Regions from separate parts of the Homo sapiens genome. Here region 2 is linked to region 1. Evidence: chromatin loops called from intact Hi-C (ENCODE). Cell type or tissue: HepG2. All regions are shown on one strand.

Region 1 (4,000 bases):
GTAAATATATTTTCTCTTCCTTTTTTTTTTTTTTTTTTTGAGACAGAGTCCAGCTCTCTCACCCAGGCTGGAGTGCAGTGGCACCATCTCAGCTCACTGCAACCTCCGCCTCTGGGGTTCAAGCGATTCCCCTGCCGCAGCCTCTCAAATAAGAGATTACAGGTACGTGTCACCATGTTCCACTAAGTTTATTTTTTTATTTTTAGTAGAGACGAGGTTTCACCATGTTGGCCAAGCTAGTCTCAAACTCCTGACCTCAAGTGATCCACCTGCTTTGGCCTTCCAAAGTGCCAGTGCTGGGATTGCAGGCATGAGCCACTGCACCAGCCCCTTATGATTTTCTTAATAACATTTTCTTTTTCGTTTTTTTTTTTTTTTGGAGATGGAGTCTAGCTCTCTCGACCAGGCTGGAGTGCCGTGGCACCATCTCAGCTCTCTACAACCTCCACCTCCCAGGTTCAAGCGATTCTCCTGCCTCAGCCTCCTAAGTAGCTGGAATTACAGGCGCCCGCCACCACGCCTGGCTAAGTTTTGTATTTTTAGTGGAGATGGGGTTTTACCATGTTGGCCAGGCTGGTCTTGAACTCTTGGCCTCAAGTGATCCACCTGCCTTAGCCTCCCAAAGTGCTAGGATTACAGGCGTGAGCCACTGCGCCTGGCCTAATGTTCTCTCTTATTAAAGTAACATTAGTTTACTTTAGTGTAAGAATACAGTAGATAATCCATATAACATATAAAATATGTGTTAATTGACATTTATGTTATCAGTAAGGTTTTCAGTCCACAGCAGGCTGTTAGTTGTGTTTTGGGAGAGTCAAAAGTTACACGTGGGTTTTCAACGGTAGGGGAGATCAGTGCTCCAAACCCCCACGCTGCTGGAGTCAAGTGTGTGTGGAAAAGACGAAGCCCTTTTCATCCTTCACGAAGGCTGATGAAAGCAGCACTGCGAGTGGCTCCCTGCTGCTGGAAGAGAGATGGCTTTTCAGATGGACTCGTTGAGCCCCAGGCTCAGCTCATCAGCGGTAGCAATGGCTCGCCCTCTAAAACGGAGCAGCGGCTCCCAGCTGAAGGATCACACTGACCTCAGCTCAAGGCAGCTCACCAGTCAGGTGCCTTTCAGTGGCAATTTGTTGACATAGTTGCCCAGTAAAGGCAATATAAGAGAGCGAGTGAGAAGAAAAAAATACAAGGGCAAATGAGGTAGGGGAAGGGAGGTGGTGTTTAAATATTAATCGCCCTTTCCTCTCAAATGTCTCTTTCCTCAAATGATAATGAAATGAGATGCATTTATTTCAAAAGGACTTCCAAATTCCTTGAGATGAGAATAAAAACAAATTACAGCAGAAGCAAAAACGACTCAGAGCTTCTCTTGTCCTCCCATGTTCTGAAATACGGGGCTAGAGGCAAAAATGACCGAATGATCCTATGCACTATCCTCGCATCGTATTTCTGGTGCCAAAGACATGGGAAAACAGCAGAAGGGGCCAGGTGAGCCCTGCACATGTCCAGATGGTATCCGGATGGAGCTGGGATCCTGGCCACAGTGGAGGAAACCGTATTGCTAACAGTTCAGCCTCAGGAGTAGTGAGGATCCTAAAGGTGAGCTAAGAATAAAAGAGACAGCGAGAAGGAGCACAGGTCAGGAAAATATGAGGCCATTAATTCTGAGAAAGAGATCGAGGTCTGTCTGCAAAGGGAGACAGCTGAAGAGAAAAATGTAAAAACACTGAAATAAGTGAAAAGAAAGTTACAGGAGATAGGAAAAAAATTCATAGCTTAATGATGAAAATAAAAGAAAGAAGTTTAGAAATAAGAAAACAAGACATTAGACAGGAACTAGAAAATGAAACAAAAATATAACATAATTGATAAAATCATATATAATATTAAGGTTGGTTAACCTATTTCTACTAAATGAAACTTTGAATTAAGTGAATTGATTGAAGATTCAAGTAAAGCTTTTAGGCCAGGCTGAGGCAGGGCAATAGGGTCTGGAGGCAGGGATCCTAAGGCTATTTCACACTGACTTCCTAGAACTAAATTGAAAGGAAAACCCTAACTTTCCAGCCTAAGTAACAAAAGGACCAGAGGCTACTCCCTTTGCAAACTCACTACCTTTTCTGGTAGGCAGATGGGAAATTGGCTGTCTGCAACAAACCAGACTGACTGCGGGTTGAGTCTTCGTTTGCATCTTTGTTCACTCCGGCCTCTGAATGGTTGCTGTCCACAACCAGTCAGACCGATGGCTGCTGTCCACAACCAGTCAGACTAATGGCCTGCCAAGTCTGTTTGCACAGAGGTATAACTTTGTAACTTCACCCTAGCCTCTGATTGGCTGCGAAAACCAACTCCTGTTTGCACAGGGGTGTGACCTTTGTAACTTCACTTCAGCCTCTGGTTGGCTGCTTTCTGCAACCATTCAGACTGACTGTGGGCTAGCACTTCATTTACATGAGATGGACGTGAAGTGGCCAATGGAAAACTGCTAGCGGGTATTTGGACCCAAGAAGATTCTGCATCTGGACCCTGGAGCTGCTGCTCTGGCCCACTCCCACACTGTGGAGTGTACTTTCATTTTCAATGAATCCCTGCTTTTGTTCTTTTGTTGCTTCATACTTTGCTTTGCTTTGCTGGGCATTTTGTCCAATTCTTTGTTCAAAATGCCAAGAACCTGGACAACTTGCAGTCACAACCCTCGACCAGTGACAAGGCAAGGTGGCTCACACCTGTGATCCCAGCACTGTGGAAGGCTGAGGCGGGAGGACCACCTGTGTCCAGGAGTTCAAGACCACCCTGAGCAATACAGTAAGAACCTGTTTCTACAAAAAAATGTAAAATTAGCCAGGCATGGTGGTGTGTGGCTGTAGTTCCAGCTACCCTGGAGGCTGAGATGGGAGGATGACTTGAGCAGGTGAGGTTGAAGCTGCAGTGAGCTCTGTGATGCTGCCATCACACGGCAGCCTGGGTGACAGAACAAGACTCTGTCTCAACATAAATAAATTCAATTAAATTAAAGCAACCTTTTAAAACCATTTTTAACATTATTAAAATTATTAAAGAATTTAAATTATTGAAGTTATCTTTTCAAAAAACTATTTAAAAAACTGAAACCAAGCCAGCCATGGTGGCTCACACCTGTAATCCCAGCACTTTGTTGGGGCTGGGTCGGGGGAGGGGGTACCGAGGTAGGTGGATCACTTGAGGTCAGGAGTTCAAGACCAGCCTGACCAACATGGTGAAATGCCATCTCTACTAAAAATACACAAACACACACACACAAATAGCCAGGCGTGGTGGCAGGCGCCTGTAATCCCACCTACTAAGGAGGCTGAGGCAGGAGAATCCCTTGAACCCGGGAGGTAGAGCCGAGATGGTGCCACTGCACTCCAGCCTGGGCAACAGAACGAGACTCCGTCTCAAAAAAAGTAAATAAATAAATAAATAAATAAATAAATAAATAAATCCAGCCTGGGCGACAGAGTGAGACTCCGTCTCAAAAATAAATAAATAAATGATAAAATAAAATAAAAAACTGAAACCAATGTAGTAAAATAAAATTAAAATCGTTTTTTAAAGTTTAATAATTCCTTCTTTTGTTAAGTTTTTGGAGTAGAGAAAAAACATATAAACTCGTTTTGCATATAGTAATGGGCTGGTTATCACTGGCTCCTCATAGGCAAAAAGTCCTGATTTGGATCCTTTTTTATTTCCATTGTGGTTTTATTTCCATTGTTCCAAGATCGATTTCAAGCTGCCAATTACAAACATGAAATCACTAAAGGTGGAGTCTGGAAGAAATGACAATAGCATACCATTATATGGTACATCCACCACACATACACTAGACACAAATAACCTCAAAGTATGAGTAAAATATAATAAAGTAATTACGAAGTGGTAAATTGTATTTATTACAATTACCTTTCTTTTTGTCATTGTTAATAAAAGCATTTATTTTGCATTTAATACAGAATAACCTGAAAAAATATGGAACGCTTCA
Region 2 (4,000 bases), 61 kb before region 1:
AGACAGAGATTGTCCCTGTCCTTCCATCTGTGCCCCTCTCTAGCCCTTTGAGCCTTTCCATTGCAATAGCTGGCTTGACTTCTACTGCCTAAGGGGTTCATGAGCCCCCTGCCTCCAAGTACATGCAGGAGGGGAATGAACTGCTACAGAATTGACACCTCTCATTGCCTGATGAGAGTCGGAGTATAAATAACCGAGCTCTCTCGCCCCTCAGGCAGGATATCTCTGAGGCATGTATTCTACGAGACTCCTAGAGTTGCCCAGCAAGATTCAGCTCCAGTTACGTGCAGAGGTAACTGGCTCGACAACACACCCTTTACTGGCCTGCTTCCCTTTCCTGTCTTCCTTCCCTACTCACATACTATTGTTTCCTCCCAAATACAACAACTACACCAGAATCCTCGTTTCAGGTTCTGCTTTTGACAAAACCCATACTGAGGTACAAGCCATGGCCATATCTATTTAGAAAAATACTTCTAAAAGCAGAGGAATAATGGATCGGATGGGGCTGAGCCTAGAGGCAGAGTTAGGAGGCTATGGCAACTGTCAAGGAAGGAGGGGATGAGGGCTGGAATCATCTCGTATTATAGGAGTAGAGTGGAAGGAGGGACCCCAGAGACGCTGAGGCAAGTCCTAGAGACTGATGCCTGTGGTCTAGGTTGGACAGAAAAGAGAGCTGAGAGGAGGAGGAATAGACTCTGCTGCATATGAGAGACCAGCACAACATTCAGCTGGAGAATGTCTCAGTGAAAGGCTGGATCAAAGGTTTGGATCTGGGAGTCCTTGCAAGTGTAGCTGGGGTCACGGGGATGAATGAGGCTACTGGGAGAGATGAAAGAAGTTGAGCTGAGGCTAGAATCCTGGGAACACTAATGGTTAAGGGTGGAAATAGAAAGAGGCCTCAGTAAGACATAGAAGCAATAGTCAAAGAGAAAAGGGATAACCCGGAAACAATGTGTCTTTTCATCCAAGGAAGAATTTCAGCAAGGAGGCATCACTGGCAAGCATTCAATGTTGCAGTGAATTCAAAAAACGTGAAGAACTGGACACAGGCTGCTGGGATTGGCAATGGGCATGTCGCTGAGGACCTCAGCAGTCTCAGTAAGTACTGGAGACAGAGTGAGACTGCAGGAGGCTGGGAAATGGAAGGGAGGGGCAGCAAGCTCAGGGTGAGGGGAACATTTCTTCAGAATGCTTGGCGGTGGAGGGAGGGAAAGAGAGACTGGGTGACGGGTGGGTGACGGGGAGAGACGTCTAAAGGAAAGGAAGGTGTTCTTTGAAAAGACGGGGTGGACTTGACTAAGACTGTGGTCTGAAAGCGATAAGCACAGGGATGGTGACAAAGTCAAGGGGAGAGCATGGAGGGAATCTCTGGTGGAGGAAGGGCAGTGAGGAGGTAGCCCGGAGTGGGAACAACAGCAGAGGAGGAGTTAGCCTCCAGGAGGACGCGGAGCTTCTGAGAGCGGTGACGAGGTGAGGATGGATGAAATCACAGGTAAGCTTAGAGATGATGACTATTGTGCCCAGCACAACTGTGCTTGGAGGGAATCTGGGCTGGGCTGGGGTTGGTAGTGGAGAGTGTCACCAACTAAAGGGTAGCTCTGAAAAAGGGGCTGCTTTAGGAGCCCGGTGCCTGGAGTGGTGCACAGGGGGCTGTGATTGCCTGGAAACCGAGCAGGACTGAGAACCAGGAGAGGGCAGCGTGGAGGAGGAGCCCCTGCCAAATGCAAGCAGCCCTGGGAGGCTGCGTCAGACAGCAAAGGCAGGAGGTGACCTGCGCCACAGTCCCTGCCCCATCAGTGCCCCACAGCGGCACTTCTGCCCCTAGAGCTCTTAGATGCCAGTTGGTCTGTGAAAGGGAGATTTGGCGGTGTTAGAGGCCAAAGGTTCTACGCTCTCTGCTGAATAAGAGGCGAGGTCCTCCGATCAGAACAGAAGGACCCGGGGTGCACGGCCTTGCTGAAGAGTTGTAAAGATTAACTTAGTGTTTATTAAGGGAAGTTAGTGTTGTGTGCGATGTGCAGTCCCATAGTGCCTGGGCCAGTGACCCCACCCCTGTCCCCCACTTGCCTCCTTTCCGCTTTCTGGGTGCAGAGTCTTCCTTTCTGCCCCTGTGCTCGGCTCTCACGCCTGCCCACTCGACCTCACTCCTGCCTCGCTGCTCTCAGGACCGACTCCTTGACGTAGCCATTTATGTGGGTGACATCATCAGGAAACCAGAAGTGCAGGGTTTCTTTGGAATCGGATTACAACTGTTTGGAAATAGTTCTAGTTCCCATGTCATATGAATTCCTTTTTGTTTGTTTTTTGTTTTGTTTGTGTTGAGACAGAGTTTCACTCTTGTCACCCAGGCTGGAGTGCAATGGCGCAATCTTGGCTCACTGCAACCTCCGCCTCCCGGGTTCCAGCGATTCTCCTGCCTCAGCCTCCCGAGTGGCTGGGATTACAGGCACCCGCCACCACACCCAGCTAATTTTTGTATTTTTAGTAGAGACGGGGTTTTGCCATGTTGGCCAGCCAGGCTGGTCTCAAACACCTCAGGTGATCCGTCAGCCTCAGCCTCCCAAAGTGCTGAGATTACAGGGGTGAACCACTGCACCAGGCCACCATATCATATGAATTCTTAATTCCTAGATCAAGAAAATCTTGAAATTATCTGGTTAATCCTGGTTATTCCTGCAGAAATTTCCCCAACTTTCTACCTAGCTTACAAATCCAAATTTATTGGTAACCAGTTCATATCGATGAATGACAAAATTTAAAATGGAAGAAACATAGATATAACAAGGTGCAAGTTTGAGTTGTGTGAACATTTTTCTTATTTTTAAATATACATTATTTTAAATATACAATTTAAATATATTAAATATTGAAATATATTTAAATGGTTGTAAATGTTAATTATTTAACATAGGGAAGAGTTATATTCAGAATTATTATGGAATTCATGGTGTACTGTTATCATTTATCTAAATAATTATTCTAAATCATCTTTTTCCTTATAACCCTATGATATTTGAAACCTGTTTTATCAGTCTGTGATAGCTTCATTAAATCAAGTCCAAACACTTCACTTCCTCCCAGAGAGATTCACTGTGACAGAAAGAGCAGTGTAACTGCTAATGCAAACACTGTAAATCACCAGAAACTAATAAGGGAAGAAGAATGTTACCAAGTGTGGTTTGGCTAGCACACAAGCCAAAGGGAGGCTTATACGTCTCATAAGGGATACAGGCAATTTTAAGGCCCACCTATGACACACACACACTTACGAAAGTAAAATGCATATTTCTGTTTGTTTTCCAGAGACAGGGTCTTGCTCTGTTGTCCAGGCTGGAGTGCAATACTGCAGCCTCGAACTCCTGGGCTCAAGTGATCCTCCTGCCTCGGCCTCCTCAGTAGCTGGGACTACAGGCATGTGCCACCATACCCAGCTAATTTTTTAAAAATTTTTGTAGAGATGGGGTCTCACTTTGTTGCCCAGGCGTCTCTCAAACTCCTGGCCTCAGGTGAACTTCCTGCCTTGGCCTCCCAAAGTGTTGGGATTATGGGCGTGAGCCACAGCATCCAGCCAAAAATGCATGTTTTCAAGAGAAATCAAGAAATATTTTGCTTGAAAAATTAAAGAAAAGAAGCAAACTGCTGTGCCTTTTCTGAACAAACAGTATTTCAAAGAAGCCGAATAGTTGATGGCAGAATATTATCTTGGGTTTTTGTTTTTGTTTTTTGTTTTTTTTTTTTTTTTGAGATGGGGTCTTGCTCTGTGGCCCAGGCTGAAGCGCAATGGTGTGATCATGGCTCACTGCAACCGCCATGTCCTGGGCTCAGGTTATACTCCCTGAGCCCTGAGCCCCCTGAGTAGCTGGGACTACAGGCACACACCACCATGCCTGGCTAATTTTTCTATTTTTAGTAGAGATGGGCTTTCTCCATGTTGCCCAGGCTGGTCTTCAGAAAATTATCTTTAATAGAGGAATTCCACTGCATAAATGAAGAAGGA

What was found. Peaks named below come from ENCODE experiments on the same cell type or tissue, not always from the same donor. Only the 100,000 strongest peaks of a DNase experiment are listed, where the experiment ranks them.
Region 2: it touches region 1 in a loop (11-fold over the local background); 1 of 110 quality-filtered maps calls a loop at or near these places.

Annotation. Positions count from the first base shown.
Region 1 is chr1:245,044,014-245,048,013 of GRCh38, reverse strand. The region is part of intron 3 of DRC8 (dynein regulatory complex subunit 8); the gene reads right to left. It also overlaps the pseudogene RNU6-999P. Among named protein-coding and RNA genes, the nearest start is that of EFCAB2-AS1, 75 kb to the right of the region's middle. RefSeq lists enhancers at 483-983, 984-1,484. In HepG2, no CTCF peak of the experiment used is centred here; a DNase peak (open chromatin) is centred at 2,373; H3K4me3 peaks cover 1,147 bases.
Region 2 is chr1:245,105,368-245,109,367 of GRCh38, reverse strand. It overlaps a transcript of DRC8 not described here. Among named protein-coding and RNA genes, the nearest start is that of KIF26B, 48 kb to the left of the region's middle. RefSeq lists enhancers at 1,431-1,931, 1,932-2,432. In HepG2, a CTCF peak has its summit at 1,716 (motif pointing right); DNase peaks (open chromatin) are centred at 1,877 and 2,207; H3K4me3 peaks cover 1,495 bases.